2 separate regions of the Homo sapiens genome follow, and region 2 is linked to region 1. Evidence: chromatin loops called from intact Hi-C (ENCODE). Cell type or tissue: psoas muscle. All regions are shown on one strand. Each heading gives the region's core, and the rest is flanking DNA. Links, peaks and the distances in the headings are about the cores only. Region 1 overlaps PBX1 (PBX homeobox 1). Region 2 has its middle 470 kb from the start of PBX1.

Region 1 (9,450 bases), core at 4,132-6,631:
GGGAATAGAAAGGGAAACTGGCTATGGCTTCCTTTTACTTCCTGCCTCTTCCTCCTTCCCTCACCCCATGATATCTGTACCTAAAAAATGTCAGAAAAGTCCCATTTTTGTATTTACATTTTTTTTTTGTGAATGAAAAGAGACAAAAGATTCTAGACTGGAAAGGTGCCTGGCACTCAGCTGGAGCACTGCCCTAGGCGGAGGAAGAGATGCAGAATATGATGGGGCTCCCACCTCTGTTCCCGTCTTCCTGGTCCCTCTCCCCTTCTGGAGGTGACTGAGTTGCTGGTGTCTCATGAGATGTGATAAAGCATCCTGGTTAAGAGCACTGGAGATAGTATCCAGCTTGGCTTTCCATCCTGTTATGAATTGGCAGATTAACCTTGGACAAGTGATTTGAACTCTGCCTCAGTTCTTAATCTGTTGAGTATGAAGAAAAATAGACCTACCTCCCAGGGTTATTGGGCAGTTTAAATGAGTTAATGTATACAAAGTATTTACATCAGTGTGTGGCACCCAGGGATCACTGTATGAGAATTTCCTGAACAACAACAACAAAAAAACCCTTCTAGAAATATTTTTACAAATTATGAATGTATTTTCCTAATTTTGAAAATACAACTAGTAGAATACCATGAATACTGTTCTGCACCTTGCTTTTATTTATTTATGTATTTAGCTTGTTTCTTAGCAATGTCAAGCCTTATGTTCCAATTTGTGAGCTATAGTGTTTTGTTACCATCCCTGTAAGACAAAGCATCTAAAGTAATCACCTAGGTATGCATACGGAAAACCTTTCTGGACTGTCAGGGAAAGCATTTTATCCCAACTGCCCTGAACTTGTCACTCTTCTCTGAGCAGGTCACACCCCTTGCTGACTCAGCCTTTGTACTGTGTTCTCTGCCTTGAATTCATTCTCTCTTCTCCACGCTACCTGGCAAACTGTTTTTCCTCCTTCAGGAATCAGCTGAAGTATCAGGATTGCCGTAAAGCTATTCCTAACTTTCTCCAGGCTCTCCTGTGAGCCCCCCTAGCATTGTGTGTCTGTCTGTGAGCCAGCCTTGGCACACAGTGTTGCGGTTATGATCTGTGTATATGTGCACGTGGGGGCCCAGAGCTCTCCCACGCTGAACACCAGCAATTAGTACAGTGTCTGTTACATAGTCATGCTCCATGTTTTTAACAAATAAACAATAAGTACTTTTTGGTGACAACATCAGTTTCCTTGTCTTCCTTCTCTTCTGGTGAGAGTGTCTTGAGGTAGAAACGAAGAAATCTGACTCCACCCTAGCACCTGACCAAACTCTTAGTCCCACTCCAAAGCATGCTCTAAGCTGGACTTTACCTGGGGGCTGCAGGTAGATTGCCCCTTCAGCTACTCTGTCTTCTCCTGGAACCTACAGTGGAGATCCCAGTATGCACCGAGAACCTTAGAAGACTTTCTGGCATGTACTTATTGCTTTGCTAGTAAAGCAGCACTTGAGCAGATCAACTCCATCAACTCCCAGGATGACCTTCCTCTGGTATTTCTGTGGGGTGTCTGTTGTTGGGGAAGCAGAAGCACAAAGCAGAAGAAACCAAGCACAGTTCCTTGCCCAGAATCACTCGGGAGGCAAAGTACAATTCCGTTCTTCCTTATGTTGGGACCTTCGGTGATTGGGTCCTCCTTGTGTGTGGAAGTACATGAAAGAAGGATAGACAAAATTAGAGCATGTTTTCGAGACCATTTGGTTCAGCCTCTCTGATTTTACAAATGAGGAGAGTGATGCAAAGTGTGGTTAAGTGACTATACCGAGGACACAGACCTACTTTATGACAGAGGCTTGGGAGCCAGATTTTAGGATGCCGGTAGTTCTAAAGTATCTAGCTGTGCTGCCGTCTGAATTTCTGGTTCACTCCATCAGGTCAGCCCATAGACACCTCCTTTTTCTTAGGTCGGACCTATCTTATTCGTTTCCTCTTTTGTTCTCTGCAGCTGCCACCCCCACTCCTACCTCCCCTATTCTCTATGTTGACATGTGACTTGGGGCACTTGCAACGTCCCTACCTAAAATTGATGTTTGCCACCTGGCTGCTGACTGGTGCGCTATGCTGCTTCACTCTGCCTGTTTCAACCCTGTGAAATATGGAAGCAGATCATAAAAAAATGGACTCCCACACATTTTGCAGATCTAAATTGGGCCTTAATATAATGTACTTGGTTATGACAAACAGGTTTTCTAGGGCATGACCGGCAGCTTAGGCTGGCTTCCCTGGTCATGTCAGTTGAATTCTTTTTTTCTTTTTTTGAGTTGGGAGTCTCACTCTGCCGCCCAGGCTATAGTGCAGTGGCATGATCTTGGCTTACCACAGCCTCCACCTCCTGGGTTCAAGCGATTCTCTTGCCTCAGCCTCCTGAGTAGCTGGGACTACAGGAGCCTGTCACCACGCCTGGCTAATTTTTTGTGTTTTTAATAGAGTCAGGGTTTCACCATGTTGACCAGGCTGGTCTTGAACTCCTGACCTCAGGTGATCTGCCCACTTCGGCCTCCCAAAGTGCTGAGATTACAGGTGTGATTCACTGTGCCTGGCCTCAGTTGAACTCTTTAAGATTATTCAACTCTTTCCTTAATTCTTAGGTAGTCAGGATTCTTCAAAACTTTATGTTTCTCTGGGAGTCAAAGGAAGTTTATGGACACAATTTCTCCATATAGTAGCTTATTTCTGAAAATAAGAAAAATGAGTAAGTTGGACCTCATTTCTTTTTCTAACAATGTGTGGGTTACCCTGGTCTTGTTGACCAGTTTATTTCCATTTCTACTTGTTGAAATAACCTTTCAAATAACCACAAGGAATTTTTAAATAACTAAGTCACTATCTTTTTCTCTAGGTTCAATTTTCTAGCACTGATAGATATAAAAGAAAGTAATAATAACATTCTTTTTTTTAGAATAATTTTTTTTTTCTTTTCAGGCAAGTAACTATTTGTTCAGGTGTAATATTCCTGATTTTATACTGTGGTGATTCCCTATAGATGACAACTGCTCAAACTCTAGCCTTCTAAATGTTAGGTACCAAATTGACCTTTTTGTAATCAATTTGTTTTTATCTAGCTTTATTAACAGCCAGCCGCCGCACCGTTGATTGGATCGACGAGGTGGTGATGTGAAACAATCGCTAAACGTGGCCAAAGTAACCAGACTGACTTTTGTGTGGTTTTTGTTTTCTGGACAAGGATTCTGTTAGTTAGAACAGCATTTAATTGTGCCCACCACAACTAAATAAAACCCACGAGACAGTTACAAATGAACTGTCACAAGAGGGGAGGAGTGAAGTAGAAGGAGCCAGAGGGAGAGCCTACAGGCCTTCTGTGAATGACCACAAACCCTCTCGACTTTGGGATTTGGCCTCCCTGGGTTGGATATGCCTGGAAGGGTCGCAGAGGTTAAGAGCCAGGAGTCTGGGGAGGCCAGGGTATTGTGTTTGGTTACAGAGGTGCCTTCCAGGTGATCACCATGGAAATGCCTTTCACTGGGGTCTCCAGAGATGAAAAATTCAGGATATGTCTATGTGAAATATGGTCTTGTAAACCATGGGATAGGGATGGGAAAAGTTGGCTTAGTCTCTCTCTCTCTCTCCACCTCTGGAGTGGCAGCTGTGTGACTCCCTGTAAACTTTCAAATGGTGGTTCTTCATGCCCGGGGATGATTCCGTGTGTCAACAAGTCTGGGCAGTCTTTGATGTAGCCACCAGCGTCTAGGCCAGGAGGCACACTGCTGCTGCCTGGTGCCCTCATGATCATTCTCTGTGCCTTCTGCTGCCCTCTCAGCCCCTGGGTCTCCCTCCCCAGGTCCTCCTTACTCCTGCTCCTGTGACGAGGGGTGGGAAGCTCCGTTTACTGATCTATATATTATTGTGTTGGTGGGAAACACTGGCTAGGCCAAATAATAATGTCTTGCAATTACTTAGCATTATCTTGGGTGTATCTCCCTTGAGAAATATATTCCTGGAAATATACCAGTAAAATGAGTTTCGGTTAGCTGAATCATATTTTATAGCCATTGAAGTTATTAATGTAGAAATTTTTCTCAAGGACAAAAACCTGACTGAGGCCATCTCAACCTCACTGAAATTTTCAGTGAAGGTTAAGAGGCATATTCTCTGATAAATACAAGGTAAGAACACTTCATGTGACAGAAAAAAAAATCCAAAATTGCATGTTCCCAATGCTAACTTCAGAGGGAGCTGCATTTTCTGAGATTATTCCGTCCTTTTACATGCAGTGATAATTACTAATATGTATTGATACTCATCATGTGCTAGGCATAGTGCTAAACCCATTGACATAGATCATTTCACATAATCCTCATAATAATCCTTTGAGAAATGGAATATGTTTATTCTGATTTACAGATTTTGAGACTGAGGTTCAAATAAGTTAAGTAATTTGCTCAAGGCCATACAGCTGTTAAATGGTAGAACTGGGACTTGAACCCACCTGGAGTCCAGATCCAGAGGTCATATTTTATTACCTCTTGACTATCTTTTTCCTGTTATAAAATAGTATAACTTCATCTTAAATATTATTTTAAAAACTCCTCAAATTTATATGCTAAAGCTCATTGGCCATGTGCTGGTGCCTTTAAATTTTTATCCCCCCTAGAGATTATAACTAAGACTAATGTCTGTGGCTACTCAACCCAGTTGGTTAGAGCTAATGGGACCAAGGTGACAAGGTTCAGCCCCCATTTGAGTCTGTTAGCTGGGCTGAGTTTCATGGCCACAGAATTAACCTTTCACCTTGGCCAGCTGCCTCACAAATGCATGTTGTTGATCAGAGAGAATAAGGAGGAGATTGTGGATAAAATGGCACAGACCGCTAGATCAGCCACCCAAGACTATGGATGGTGGTTCAGTAATGTTTTCTTTCCAATATGGGATCAGACATTATTGCCATGTATAGTAGTTTAAAACAGCATTTCTTGGTGTGCTCCTTGGAGCTGGTTATTTGTTTTAGTGTTTGTATGTGAGGAAGCGTTGTATTGCCAAGTAAGATTGGGAGTTAAAAGAGCTTTCTGAACTACAGGGCTTCCCCGAGGTTTAATATGTTAATGTGTGTTGTAAATCTCTCAGAGGGGTGTGTGTGGTGGAGTGGTTAGCATTTTCAGAATTTATTTGACCTGAGGACCTTTTCCCTGGACCAGGATTCTTAAAAACACACTTTAGAAAATTGTGTCTTAAAAATGTACTTGCTTTGTTCTGTTATTTTAAATCCCTATAGTAGTCTTTCCACATTGGGGATCAGTTACAGTTAAAAAAGACCAGTTTCCATATTCCACTAACTTCTACATGTGTGGATCTCCTTTCAGCAGGCTCTATCTTTACCTCCAAAGTGCTTCCGCATCTCTTGTCCCATTTTCTTTTTTTTGCCCTATATTTTAAACCAGGATTCTGTTGCTGGCCATAACACATACCCCAAATCAGTAACATCTCAGGGATTAGAACCCAGATCTCTGGCCCATTTTTCTTTCCAGCGGCCTATGCTGCCTCCCAGTGGACAGAGCATTTGCAAAGAGCAGAGATCATAATGCTTAATTCTTTTCTAGAAAGCGTTTGCCTGGTGTCTGTGAGCATTTCTCTGGCCTGCCATTGCTCTTGAATTATAAGGTGGCATTGTCGTAACTCTGTAAGCAAGACTGAACAACTCTCCTCCTCCCCGCCTCCCCACCACCAAAATTAAGTGCATTATTAGCAAACACTTAAAAGTTCGGAGAGGAGATTCTAAGTTGACTTACCCCAGGGAGAATAATCACGGCGGGGGGGGGGGGGCACTCAAGATGATCAGCACTAGCCCAGCCTTCTCCCAGGCTGGGGTAAGGGTTTCCTGGGGAGTGCTGAAGTGCACTTGAACCTTGTCAATGACTGTCTCCTACTCCGTTGCTCACTTGCTCTTGTCTCGGTTTAATTTTGCACAGCTCCAGTGGAAATTTCAGTGATCTGATAATTTGGAAAATAAATGAAAGAGTGGAAGATAAATTTTTATTTTCCTTTTCTCAAAAAAATTACACCCAAGTGAATAATCTTTATGCTCTATTTCTCAGTAATATTTAGATGCTACTCCTGAAGAATAGCAGAGCTGCCAAAATCAGTAGGGTTTTTTTACCAAGCTCTGCTTCAGTAATCCTATCACTTGCCTGAAGAATTCATTATAACGAAATAAACACATTAGGAACTCCTTGGTCTTTTACATCTCTAATATTTATGAAGTACTGAGGCTCTGAGCCAGCCAATAAGGAAGCTGGCAATTCACAGCAATCAGTTTAATAGGCATTGGTTGATTTGGATTGCAAAATATAGGTGCCCTGATTAGCCCTCTATATGGACTTGCGTTGTTCTTCAGCCATTCAAAAGCTACCTAATTATGAATATTGAAGTATAATGTTCTGGCTTTTAACATAAGGCACTTACCTTTTAATTGGCCATCAGCTTTGTTTTTAGCGCTTATGTACCTCCACTGGGATTCAAATGAAATGGGGAGATAATCAACCAGTAAGCAGAGAAAAGGGTAAAATGATCAGGGATAATTAAGTGGCAGCAGGGAAATTTAGGGTTAGACAACAGGGAGAGAAACAAAAGAAGGAAACTCACAGGAAACCAGCTCTCTGCCACACTGCCAGGCACACCCCTTTTGAAACCACCTTTGATTCCCTCTTTAGCTTACAGGTGGGACACATATAGACTTTGTGGCTGACATCTATCAGCTTGAGCACAAACTTGATTCCTCCCTGCGCCTAAACTCAGAGCCAGGCAGAGGGTGGGGCATTGGATCTTCACTGCACAAACTTGGCAGAGGAAAAAAGACCATTAAGTGAAGGCTAATTGGAATCTGCCCCAAACTGCACTTTGTTGGAGCTATTTACAATATCTTTCAAGCAGCTGACTTACTTACTGGGTTATTCAGTGAAGGGGCAGTGAGTGAGGGGATCGGTGGGGAGTGCTCAAGGAGAGGAAAATGACCTATACAAGGCAGTGGGTGCTTTCTTACACCTTTGAAAAATTAACTCCTACACCATCTTAGTCCTTGGTACAAAGCCTAAGTACTCGCCTTGACCACAGGGAGCAGTTCACCTCCCTTGGGTCATGTGTCCCTTTATTTTCTGAGGAAATTTATGGTCTAGTTCCAGAAAATTAGCCTAGATACACACATTTTTTTTTTCCCCATGGAATTTCAGGAAGCTGAGGAACTCCTGAAAGACCATCCATGGATCTTCTAGTTTTTTCAGGTTAAAAAAAATCCTGTTTTTAGATCCAGAAGTAGGGCTGGAAGCAATTTTTATACATAATTGTGGAGAGTGAAGTGGAGAAAGCCTAGGAAAAATAATGAGTTTGCCTTTTAAATATTTCTTTGGAGGCCAGGCGCCGTGGCCCATGCCTGTAATCCCAGCACTTTGGGAGGCCGAGGTGGGAGGATCACTTGAGCCTAGGAGTTTGAGACCAGCCTAAGCATTTGAGACCAGCCTGGTCAACATAGTGAGACCCTGTTTCTACAAAAAATTAAAGAATTAGCCAGGCGTGGTAGCACACATCTGTAGTCCTAGCTACTCAGGAGGCTGAGGTGGGAGGATCACTTGAGCCCAGGGAGGTCAAGGCTGCAGTGAGCCATGATTGGACCTGGCAGCAGAGTGAGATCCTATCAAAAAACCAGCAAAACCAGCAAATCTTTATAGAAAAACATGAACTTCTTTTAAAAAATTTGTATTAAGGTACTTTAAAAACACCATTTGTATTTGAAGATCCAAAATAGCACATCTGTTTTACTTATTCAAGCAGATTTCATAAGGCATTATTTTGAGGCTATATTTTGTTAGTGTAATTCTAGCTAATTCTAATTTTTATATGCATTGAAACATGATAAAATTATGCATCTTTAAAAATAGCCCTTTTTGCAGTTTAGGCTTAAGGAAGTTCATATGCGTGCATGTGCATTTGTGAGTATGTGGGTGTGTGTGTGCAATCTTTTTTCTTTTTTGTTCCACCTCACCACCCTGTGACATGAAATAGGGACTTGTCTATAACCATATTCTCGTGGCCTAAAATCAGGTCTGGTGCTGAGTAGGTTGCTGAATACATGATTAATTTTGTAACTGTTGACTTCAGGTTTTGAGAGGAAAGTCAAAGAAATGTTTTCCCCTATATTCTTTTCTTTTCTTTTTTTTTTTGTGATGGAGTCTTGCTCTGTCACCCAGGCTGGAGTGCAGTGGTGCGATCTCGCCTCACTGCAACCTCTGCCTCCCGGGCTTAAGCGATTTTCCTGCTTCAGCCTCCCGAGTAGCTGGGATTACAGGCACCTGCTGCCACGCCAAGCTAATTTTTATATTTTGATTAGAAACAGGGTTTCACTGTGTTGGCCAGGCTGGTCTTGAACTCCTGACCTCAGGTGATCCACCCACCTCAGCCTCCCAAAGTGCTGGGGTTACAGGCGTGAGCCACTGCGCCCGGCATTAAAAAAAAATTAATTAATTTTTTGAGATGGAGTCTTGCTCTGTTGCCAAGCTGGAGTGCAGTGGCACAGTCTTGGCTCACTGCAACCTCCGCCTCCCGGATTCAAGCGATTCTCCTGCCTCAGCCTCTGGAGTAGCTGGGACTACAGGCGCGTGACACCATGCCCAGCTAATTTTTGTATTTTTAGTAGAGACGGGGTTTCGCTATGTTGGCCTGGATGGTCTCGATCTCTTGACCTTGTGATCCGCCTGCCTCAGCCTCCCAAAGTGCTGGAATTACAGGCATGAGCCACCGCGCCCTTCCTCCCCTATTTTCTTAACAGTCTTCCTTCTCTTTCTGTCTGTCTGTATTTGTATTTTGCCTTCCTTTTCTTTTATCCCCAACGGGGGCGAGAATTAGGTTCCCAGAAACTATTATGAACATTTTCCTTGGCTGATAGCACTATGAGAAAGCATCGCAAAGGACTGCCTGGGGGGTGCTATTTAGTACAGGGGGATGGGATACGGACTGGTTTACTGTAGGTTCTCCTTCAGGGGCTGATTTAGCTTGGTGGCTCTGCAGTCTTAGGCTGGCCTAGTTGCCCATTTCATAAGCCACACAAGGCTACTGGACTGAAATAATCATGAAACAAGAGGCCATCCCTCTTGTTGCACAGTCTATCTTTTTGGCCATAATTAAGAATCATTCACGTCCAGGGTGCACATTTAGCCAATGGAGTTTCTTAACTCCTTTGAGAAAAGGATCAATGGACATACCTGAACAGAAAGGTTTCTGTGGTTCCATAATGTAAGAGTTCCAAGTGCACAGAGGATGATTCCTGAGTCTGCCCATCGAATAGGCATTTGGGTAGATTTTTTTTTTCTACAATTTGACTTCCATCTTCCTTAAGAATGAGAAGTTAGGACCAGAAGAAAAGCTCCCATCTTTCACACTAAATACGTTCTATAAAACCAAGCAACTTTGATTCTT
Region 2 (11,414 bases), core at 4,220-6,719, 530 kb before region 1:
AATACAGCAAATCCCTTAGAATGCCTCTTAGTATTTCTATGTCCTGTAATTAAGGTCAATGAAAAATCACAACCCAATTCAGGCAGGATTGCTAATAGCCAGGCCCCTCAGGAATAAAAATTTGGATCACCCCACCAGAGAACAAATCCTGAACCTCTGAGGTTCTTTGCCTCAGCAAAGAAGGTAGTTATAAATACAAGCTGCAACTGCATTGCAAAATGAGGACAGTAACAGTTATGCATATTTTCTCTTCTCATATGAATTATGTTTGCACATATATTAACCAAATATTTTCAGCATTTTCCCTTTTTTAACAAACATAAAATGTTTTAATAGTAGTTTTTTTTTCAGTATTTAAGTTACAGCATCTTAAAGAAGAGCCAGTGTTACTCAAGGACTTGATATCTTTTTCTAAGGAAAAGGTTAGTGAGTTTTGAATTGCATGCAAGATACTCGCGTTATATTAAGAAGATGCGTAATTTTGTTGCTACCTTTATTTGGACATTAAGTATGGTTAAAGAGAGGTGTTCTGTGGGTGCCAATTTGACAAGGGGAGGACTATGATGGCTTTTTGATGTGTTATCTTGTTGAGGCTATAGTTGCGGATTAGTCAATCAATCTACTTACTCCTGTAAAGAGATTTTGGAGAAGTGATGAAAATTCCTAATTGGTGGACTTTGAGATTCTCCCAAGTGAAGCTGACTTAATCATTTGGAAGCCCTTAAAAGTAGAGAACGAACCATGAGATTGAGGCTTTTCCAAGAGATAAGAAATCCTCACTGTTAGACAAAAATTTTAGCCTGTGTCCCCGAAATTCTAATCTGCTTCTGCTCTTCATTTCCTGATGGACCGTTCTATAGGCTTGAGTCTCGCTTAGCCAGCCACTGCAATTGCTTAAGCCAATTCCTTGTTTTATATGTACATATTCTGCTTCTCTGGTTTAACTCTGGTACAGTAGGCATGTTTTCTTATTTCCTACAACGGTTGCTTGAGGATATACTCAAACTGGATGTTATTCCAAATTGGATATATCCAATATATCCAGTTAGGATAATATCTCAAAGTTCTCTTCTGTTACATGGTTGGTTTTTAGGGGAAGTTTCATCAGTTGAAATATTTTTATTCTCTCTTTTTTTTTTTCCTTATAGCAATTCTCTGTGGTTAGTCTGATTGTTCCTATTCCTAAGCACTTGTATGCTGAGGTTCCTAGTTCATGAGCAGCTTCCCTGTCAATACAGTGAAATGTAATTTCTTTAATTGCTGGCTTCTTGTTGTTGTTGGAGAGACAGTGTGTTAGCATATCTAATAAATCATGTTTCTATAAATAGGGTTGCCAGGTAAAACACAAATATTTCATCAAAGTATATTAATACTAAAACTTACTGTTTATCAAAAATTCAAAATTAACTGGATGCTTTGCATTTTTATTTGCTAAATTTGACAACTCTACCATGAACATTCTTGGACCTTGATCCTAATGCACATGTGATATAGTTTCTTGTAGGCTTTCTCAACTGGAATTCCTCATATGCACCACAGAACACAGAAAATGATGGAAATTGTTATTTTTCCAATTTCCCCAATGATGGTACATAACTAGTATCATTCTAAATGCATAGAAAAATTAATTGGTTATGTTTGCTGGTGCCTTAAGGAATGTAGGCTTAATTCTTAGGAGAATCTTCATGTTAAAACATTGTTGCAGAATGAAATTTCCAAGACATAGACTATGAGGATGTTCATTAGAATGGAACCTACATGAAGGCATATTTTTTTTCCTATTTTTTTAATTTATATTCACAAGTAACTAGAATAGTACCTAATATAAGATAGAGGTTCAATTATTATTTTAAAATAAATTTTAAAGATAATACAAATAGTTTCCTGATATATGTTAAATGATTTGTACTATCATCCAAAGTGTATAAGAATTCTCACTTGTCCACATTCTTGTCTTCACGTGGCAATCTACTGAAAAGATGGTCCTTTCTTGACTGTTACAAAGCACTAATTTTGTCATAAGTCAACTTTGATATGTGTGTTGTTTTATATCTGGGCTTTTCCAGTTACATTGGTCTATTTGTCAAAATCTTATTAATATAATATAAATGATGACTTTTTCTGCCTGCTTGATTTTGGTAAATTTAGAAGTCCACTGTTAATTTTATGTACTCATTTTATATCCAGCCAGCTTAATAAACTCTTTTATTGATTCCCACAATTTATTTGTAGATTATTTTAAACTTGCTGTGGCATATCATTTGTAAAGACTAAAACTTTAGTTTTTATTAAAAGCTTACTAAAAACTTTAATCTTTACTAAAACTTTCCTCTTTATTTCAAATGTTTATATGTTTTATGTGTTAATTCTTGTCTTATTTTGCTGGCTAGAAACTCTAGTAAAATATTGACCTATATTTGATTTCTGAAATTTTAGAGTAGACTTCTAATGCTCCAACCTTAAAAATGAAGTCATTTTTATTGAGTTTTTTAAAAACACCCTTTACTAGGTTAAGAAAGTTTACTTCTACACCTAGGATGTTATGTCTTTTACTTTGTTCTAATTTTTTTCATAAATGTTTGCTAGATTTTTAAATTGCCACCTTTGGTCTTTTAATCAATTAATTCGGTGAAGTATATTTTTAGACATTCTCATTTAATATTGTTCCTAGGGTAAGCACACTGAATAATGTGGATTTGTCTTCTTTATTTTTATACACTTCTGAATTGAATGTAATCATATTTTGTTTAAGATTTTCAGATCTATTTTCCAAGTATTCAGTTTTGCACCTATTTTCATGATAAGACTGACCCTATAATTTTCCAATCTTTTGCTTTTTTAACTGGTTTTTATTTCAGGGTTATCTGGTCTCATGAAATGACTTTTGGTGTGTTCTCTTTTTTTTTTTTCAGCCTCTGAAGATAATTTTTGCATAAATCAGAAATTACCCACTCCTTGACAATTTGGTGAAACTCTTGTAGAAATAGTTTTCATTAATCACTAATGCCAGAGGTTTATATTATGATTTGTTTCCATCTGTATTATGTATGTTTTTTATTTCATTGATTTCTGAACTTAACTTTATTGTATCCTTTATTCTATTTTCATTGGCTATATTCTGCATTATTTTCCTAACCTCTTAAGACTGAGCACATTCATTTTCTGCCATCTTTCTTCGTAAGTATTGAAGTTTACATATGTAATTTGAAGTGCCACTTCTATTTTATTCTATAATTTTTGCATATGTAGTGTTTTTATTATTTAGTTTTTGTAATTTAATTTATAATATGATTTATTCTTTGACCTAAAAGTTAATTAGAAATGTTTTGCAATTTCCAAACATAGGAGCGTTTAACTTGCCTTTTTTGTTATTCATTTCTAACTTAATTGCGTTGTTGTCAGAGACTGTGATTCTTACGGCTAATTCTTTTATATTTGTCAAAATTTGCCTTACGGCCTAATACCTAGTTAACTATTTTACATATTTCGTACGCGTTTAAGGAGACTATGTCTTTTGCATCTATTACATGTGAGATTTTAGATATGCCCATGAAATCAAGTTTACTAATGTTATTGTCTAAATATTCAATTATGCTATATTTAAATATTCAACTATTCTTATCTGATTTATCTCACTGTCATTAAAAAGCAGTGTATTAAAAGCTCCAACACTGATTGTGAACTAGTCAACTTCTCCTTATTGTTTCATCAATTTTTTACCTTACGTATTTTGAGGTTATTTTATTAAATACGTTCAAGTTAGGTGTATTTTCAGGTGAGCTGAATCTTTTATTTAATGTAATGTAGCAACTGTCTTTATTTTTAATAACTCTATTCATCTTGTATATTGTTAATACACCCTCCAAATTATTTTTGGTTTGTATTTAATTGGCATATATTTTTCTATTATTTTATTTTATTTATTGTTTCTTATGTTTTAAATGTATATCTAGAAAGAAGACTATATCTAGACTTTCTCTTAAATCAGTTTTGAAATGCTCTGTCTTAAATGCAATTTTGATTATTTGTACATAACATGATTATGAAAATATTTTGTCCTTATTCAATTATTTTACTTTATTTCTTATTTATCACATATTTCTTCTCCCATCTTATCTGTTTTGAAGTAAACTTGATACCCTGAATAAAGCATCCCTAGAAACAATTAAAATGCTTAGTAATATGCAAATTATGTCTTTTTAAAAAATGCATCACTTTCTAACTCAATATAATTTTTTTAAATGCATCACTGAATTAATAATGAAGTTAAAAAAAAAAAAATTACTAGAGGTAAAAAATAAAATAGAATCCAGAGAAGAAAACAGAGAAACAAACTGTCTTTTACATTGAGAAAATTTATCAAATTGGATGGACTTCAATTTTAGTTATCAGGCCATGGAAGCACACACAAGGGCTACACAGAACCCCAACTGAGCATCTACCCCATTTGGGAAGTCTAAAAGGAACTTGAACTTTCCACACCACATAAAACTAAGACTCTAATGTTCTATGCCCTCAGTATAAGTTAAACAATAAACAAACCTACCCAGGAGACTATTTATAAAATTGTCCATCTTGAACTTGAGCCCTGAACAAAGGAAACAAAATATTCTCTGAATATTGGTAACCACAAGCTAGCCTTCATGCAGATATGAAGCTTGAATTTCTACTCCCTAAGTATTTTGAAAAATCTCAAACTTACAATCTAGTTTAAAATTTCACACAGGATTATTCTAGTGCTTGCTCTTTGTCACTGCTCATAGCTCATTGTAGTTTTAACTCACTGTGTTTCAAAACAACTATGCTTGTTTTGGCCTTTAGGGGTTACATTTATTTGCATTAGCCTCAAGAAATGCATCAAAAAGTCTTTTTGTTGTAATATATTTAGGATTGAGATGCAATGTCATTGGAGGGCCCTTAAATGTACCATACCAAAATGTTCTGAACCCTTCTCTGAAGTGGTTGCCTTTTCTTTCATTTCCCAAACAGCAATAATCTGAGAACTCATACCATGTGGCTGCAAGAAGTCCAGTCCTTTACTGTTTTTCTTTCCCTGATATCTCTGGGCATCTGTGAGGAAGAATTTCATGTTACACAGACTCAGTCTGATTTTCATCCATAACCTCATAGGACAGATTGGCACCTAACTGGTGCTCAGCTCCTGCAATCACAGCCTCTCATTGCATAATGAGTTGCTGTTGCTCTTCACATTCTGTTTTACCCAAAATGATAACATAATTCTGCTTTCTAACTTCCCAAAGTTTTTTAACATCTATAAAAAGTAAAAACTTGACTGAAGCTTAGGGCAACAGAGGAATTAAAGTTCAGAAAAACAAAAACAAAAACAATGAAAATACAATAACAAAAAACTTAATCTGAAATACGACTGTAAATATGGTCCCCTATAAGGAAATCTATTCTTGATACCCAACAGAAAGGAAAAATCTCAATCTTCTTCTTACTCCAATCAAGGGCTAGGCTTCCCACCAGGATATTTTGCAGGAATGCAGCTCCACCTACAGTGAAGATAATTGTCCACCATTTATGAGAAAGTTTTAGCCCAGATCCTTACCATTCTGGAATAGTATCACAGTTTCACCTTTGCATATCCAAATCACATAAAGACATTATTAACACTTATCAAAACACAAGAGAATAATTACTTTCAGAGAAGTCAAATCTCTCCCCTACAAAAATGGAAGAATTGCCACCAACTTTGAAATTCAAGTTTATTCTTTCTAGCCAAAAGCTTTCAAAAAAATGGCAAGCTCCTGTCCTAACTAGACAACTCATTATTTTGTTACAATGTTTGTCTCCCCCAAACAAAACCCTTCAACTTCTTCAAAGGCAAAAATATTGTGTTATTTCCCTTTTTGTTTCTAGTAACAGACAAAATGCCTAGTACACGTTCATGCTCAATAACCCTTTGTTAAGTGCATGAATCAGCGAATGACTACGTAAACCCCTTTCCATTAAATATTTGGAGAGGTTCAGTATAAGAAACAATATTTCATTTTTACAAAACGTCTTCCAGGAAGTGAGGAGAGAGAGAGAGAGAGAAAGGAAATTCGTGAATGTATGTATGTCCTCCTTATGGGAACAACAGGTTTGAATACTGATGAAGTGGAACCTCAGAGCCACTGTGTGCATTGAACTGGAGTGAGACAGAAAAATACAGCAGACTCGTAACCAAACAGAAAGTGCCCCATCCTGTTGATGCAGCATATATTCTGAGCCCAACCAGTAAGTAGCAGACATTGACATGAATGAATATGGTTAAAAGCAAATGAACAGTCATCATAGATGTTTCTCTCCCTGACTCGGTGACTGCAGGCTTTCAGATGCACCCAGCAACAAGGGAAGGGGGCATCTGCATAAAATATTCTGAGCAGAGCATGGGGAGCTGGTTCCAGACTAGATAAACAATTTGACAAACACCCAGGAAGAATGTCTCTAACCTTCATAAAACTGAAAGGACAGGCAAGAAATGAGATGGACGACACTGTCATGGAAATTACAGTCTCAGCGATTTGGAGACAGTTCATTCTGCAGAGGAGCTGGCACACTGGAGGAGGGATAAACAGGAAGTTTAAAATCTGTCTGAAATGGCACGGCATATTTTTCTTGGGGTATGGTATCAAATGAGACTAAAGTTCTCTCCAGAAAATAATATCACCTAAAGTTCAACTCATCTTTTGAACAACTTAGACTATTGACAGGAATTATTTAAGCAATTGCAAATGTCACTTCTTAAAAATCATGAGACTAAATAGAGTATAGGGAAAGAAATTGCTCAGAGGAGAAGAAACATTGGTCTATTAGTAAACTGGAAAATATATAAATCATGACAGAGTACATCTACATGTGAAGTCCTTTTGTACTTAGAGCCCTATCCTAGGCACTCTGAATAAAGGAAAACTAAGCGGCTTATTCTTACCCTTGAAGGGTCTAGTTAGGAGACAGACACATGGGTATACATGAATCAACAAATGCATACTGATTTCTTATGAGCTGAATGCACAGTTCAGGAGTGATCTAAATATATAAGTGTTAAGCAAGAAGAGCTTCCCAAAAAGTGCAAGTTGTATAGTATGATTTGAGGGGAATTTTTGAAAAGTATATTAAGCAATTGATATTTTAATCTTGAGAAATAAATTTGACTATATATTATACACATACACGGACACCCCGTATATATGATGAAATTTCTACCTCAAGGCAAGTTTTTAACTTTCTGTTTAAAGGCAATTTTCTCACGTCATAGAATTACATTGTGATGGTTAATTTTATGTGTCAAATTGACTGGGCCTCAGTATGCCCAGATAAGTGGTTAAACATTATTTCTGGGTGTGTCTGTGAGGGTGTTTCCAGAAGAAATTAACATGTAAATTGGTGGATTGACTAAAGTTAATGAGGTGGGCTCTATCCAATTCTTTGAGGGCTTAAATAAAACAAAAAGGCAGAGGAAGGTTGAATTAATTCTGCCTTTTGAGCTGGGACATCCATTTTCTCCTGCCCTAGGTACTCCTGGTTCTCAGGCCTTCAGACCCAGACTGGAGTCTATGCCACTGACTCTCCAGCTCTCAGGCCTTGGAACTATACCACTGGGTCTCCAGCTTACAGATGGCAGATCATGGGAACCTCTCAACCTCCGTAATGATGTAAGCCAATACATTGGTTCTATTGGTTCTGTTTCTCTGAAGAACTCCGACTAATCCATAACATATTATTTAAGCCTTAGAAACCAGGTAGGTCTAGCATTTCCTAAAGTGTTCAATGAAACTCTGTTAAAAGATGGTCAAAAATAAATAAATAAATAAAACTATAATCCAGATTTTGTGAAACGTTTTTTATTCTGTTTCCTTCCAGGACTTCTAAAAGCACATCAGCTTATTAAAGGTTTTGAGAACTCTTTCAGCAAAGAAATCTATTTAATTTGTTTAACCCAGAATTTCTAATCTTATTTTACAGAGCACTTTTTAGTTTTTAGGAAGTCTGTAAACATCTTAAAAAATCCAATAAACAATTTTGGAACCATGAATCTAGTTCAGCTTCTCAATTTACACGAAAAAGAAGTGGAGCTAAGCTACTTGCCCATGGTTACCAGCTGGTTAATGCCAAAGTAAAGCCCAGCATGCTGTTGTCCAATAGAACTGATAAGTCCTACTCATGACTTCTGCGTTATAATTGTATTGAAATTCAAACACTTGAGTTTACATTTTTGTTAAAATTAATGGCCTTAAGCCTGACCATGGGGTCTTCATAAAGGGTAAAAACTAAAAGAAAGTGATACCTGGCTCAATAGAATAACGAATTTTCAAAGGGAGCTTGCTAGAAAACAGTGTCTCCTTAGATAGTCAATTTTCCTTCCCCAGAGGTCTTTAAGAGGAGATAGGATAATGACTTGTGCGCAGGATTGAAGGGGAAATTTGCAAATCAGTTAAGAGGTGATAAACTCTAAAGTGCTTTTTGCTTTGAGTTTGTTATTCTGTTAATAGCTTGATATGGTTAGGTTAATTATAGTAGGACTGGGCAGCAAGGAATCTGGGGTCTGAAACCACCACAACCCAGTTGGTCAGACAAGTGCCATGGAAAAAGACCTAGTTGCAAGTGCTTGAAGGAAACATAGCCTCAAAGCAGGTCATGATGGTCACAGAACTGGGCATGAGACTGCAGGCATTAGTTCAGGCATGCACTTACATGGCAGGTGGGCAGATGAAGCCAGGGACTCAGACAGCAGGCAAATACTTAGCATCAGAAAGTATCTCAGCAGATGGTAGAATCACTAACATAGGGATGGGGTCCATAGGCAGCCCTCTATTAATAATGTTATGCAATGCATTCTATGCAGATCAGCTGGTTCTGAGTAGATGGTTTTTTATTTCCTATCCTAGAATCGGATAGTCTAGGAAAGGTGGAATGAGTTTGGTATAATCCCTTATATATTTAGGGAAAAGCCACAGTATGCTTATCAAATAAAAAAAATAGGAATATGGTAGGAGCTTAGTTGATAAAACTAGACCAAGAAATCTGCAACAGAATGACAATAAGAGTGGTATGTTACTGAGTCAGTTTCCCTCTGCCCATTCCAAAAAGTGGTTCTAAAGACCATGTTGGGGCTGAGCCTACAGGTAGAAGTCAAGTGCCTTCAGCTCCAGGAAGAAGAAAACTGCAGAAGCTGAGCTCAATAGCTGCTTCCCTCCCCAAAATGCATCTCATCAAAAAAATATATATATATATTGGAAGCAACGTCCTTAATTACTTTAGTATCTTTCTGTCAACAACTTATGAGGCAGACACAGCGAACTTAGAAAGTAATAAGATTATGTTCAAGGGGATGTGTTATGTTAGCCTGAGGGTTGATAGTCTTAATTTTCATGTAGTGAAGAAAGGATATGGGAGAGGAGATGAGAAGGTGGCCAAAAGCAGTAGAGAAATATTTCTGTGACCCATCATTACAGCATTGTGTCATCCTGAGAGAGACAGTGTTGCTTTCTTTAAAATATTAAGAGTCAGACCTAGGAAATCATGCTATAATTGAGAAAGAGTATAGTATATTGGCTAAGAACACAAATTCTGCACTAAGTACTCCTCTTTCACATCTTGGATTTATCATTTACCAACATGTGGCTTTAGGTAAGTTACTTGACCTCTCTGTAATTCACATCCTTCATCTATAAAACTGAGGATGATAATAGCAGGTATTAATAAAGTTGTATGATATATGTATTTATATGGATATGCTTATTTGTCCAACAAGGTAAAATTCATGATATCAGGCAACTCTACACAAAATCATCTAAAAAATTAAAGAGAGAGGATACATCCCCAGCATTACCCTGATACCAAAACAACTTGAAGACATTACAAAATAGAACAATAGATCAATATCCCTCAAGAACATAGATGCAAGCATTTTAAATACAATTTTAGCAAATCAACCCCAACAATATGAAGATAATACATCATCACCAAATGAGATTTGGTGATGATGTTTCTTATCATGTTTATTAGTCTGTTTTCATGCTGCTAATAAAGCCATAACCAAGACTGGGTAATTTACAAAGGAAAGAAGTTTAATGGACTCACAGTTCCACATGGCTAGTGAGGCCTCACGATTATGGCAGAAGACAGAGAGAGAGTAAAGGGATGTCTTGCATGGCAGCAGGCAAGAGAGCTTGTATAGGGGAGCTCCCATATATAAAACCATCGAATCTCATAAGACTTATTTGCTACCATAAGAACAGTATGGGGGAAACTGCCCCCATGATTCAGTTATCTCCACCTGGCCCTGCCCTTGAAATGTAGGGATTATTACAATTCAAGGTGAGATTTGGGTGAGGACACAGCCAAACCATATAATTTTTCCTTTGTCCTCTCTCAAATCTCATGTCCTCACATTTCAAAACAATCATGCCTTCTCAGCAGTCCCCCAAAGTCTTATTTCAGCACCAACTCAAAAATCTACAGTCTAAAGTGTCATCTGAGACAAGGCAAGTTCCTTCCACCTATGAGCCTGTAAAATCAAAAGCAAGTTAGTTATTTCCTAGATACAATGAGGGTATAGGTATTGGGTAAACACACCCATTCCAAATGGGAGAAATTGGCCAAAATGAAAGGCTAAGGTGCCATGCAAGTCTGAAATTCAGAAAGGCAGCCAAATCTTAAAGCTTTAAAATGATCTCCTTTGACTCCATGTCTCACATCCAGGTCATGCTGATGCAAGAAGTGGGTTCCCATAGTCTTGGGCAACTCTGCCCCTGTTGCTTTGCAGGGTACAGCCTCCCTCCCAGTTGCTTTCACAGGCTGGCATTGAATGTCTGCAGATTTTCCAGGCACATGGTGCAAACCGTCAGTGGATCTACCATTCTGGGGTCTGGAGAATGGTAGCCTTCTTCTCACAGCTCCACTAGGTGGCGCCACAGTAGGGACTCTGTGTGGAGGCCTCAACCACACATTTTCCTTCTGCACTGCCCTAGCAGAGGTTCTCCATGAGGTCTCCACTCCTGCAGCAGACTTTTGCCTGGACATCCAGGCATGTGCATACATTCCTAAAATCTAGGTGGAGATTCCAGAAACCTCAATTCTTGACTTCTGTGCATCCACAGACCCCACACCAGATGGAAGCTGCCAAGGCTTGGGACTTGAACCCTCTGAAGCAACGGGCTGAGCTCTACATTGGCCCCTTTTAGCCATAGCTGGGACACAGGGCACCAAGTCCTGAGACTGCATAAAGCAGCAAGACCCAGGGCCCAGACCGTGAAAACATTTTTTCCTCCCAGGCCTCTGGGCTTGTCACAGAAGGGGCTGCTGTAAAGGCTTCTGAAGTGTTCTGGAGACATGTTTCCCATTGTCTTGGCAATTAACATTTGGCTCCTCATTACTTATGCAAAATTTCTGCAGCCAGCTTGAAT

The links. Peaks named below come from ENCODE experiments on the same cell type or tissue, not always from the same donor. Only the 100,000 strongest peaks of a DNase experiment are listed, where the experiment ranks them.
Region 2: a loop joins it to region 1, with 10 times the contacts of the local background. A loop is called at or near these places in 3 of 110 quality-filtered maps.

The regions. Positions count from the first base shown.
Region 1 is chr1:164,612,503-164,621,952 of GRCh38, forward strand. All of the region lies in intron 2 of PBX1 (PBX homeobox 1), which reads left to right. Among named protein-coding and RNA genes, the nearest start is that of PBX1, 58 kb to the left of the region's middle. RefSeq lists enhancers at 1-21, 22-561. In psoas muscle, for the core only: a CTCF peak has its summit at 5,514 (motif pointing left); no DNase peak of the experiment used is centred there; H3K27ac peaks cover 512 bases.
Region 2 is chr1:164,081,894-164,093,307 of GRCh38, forward strand. No RefSeq gene overlaps it. Among named protein-coding and RNA genes, the nearest start is that of PBX1, 470 kb to the right of the region's middle. In psoas muscle, for the core only: no CTCF peak of the experiment used is centred there; no DNase peak of the experiment used is centred there.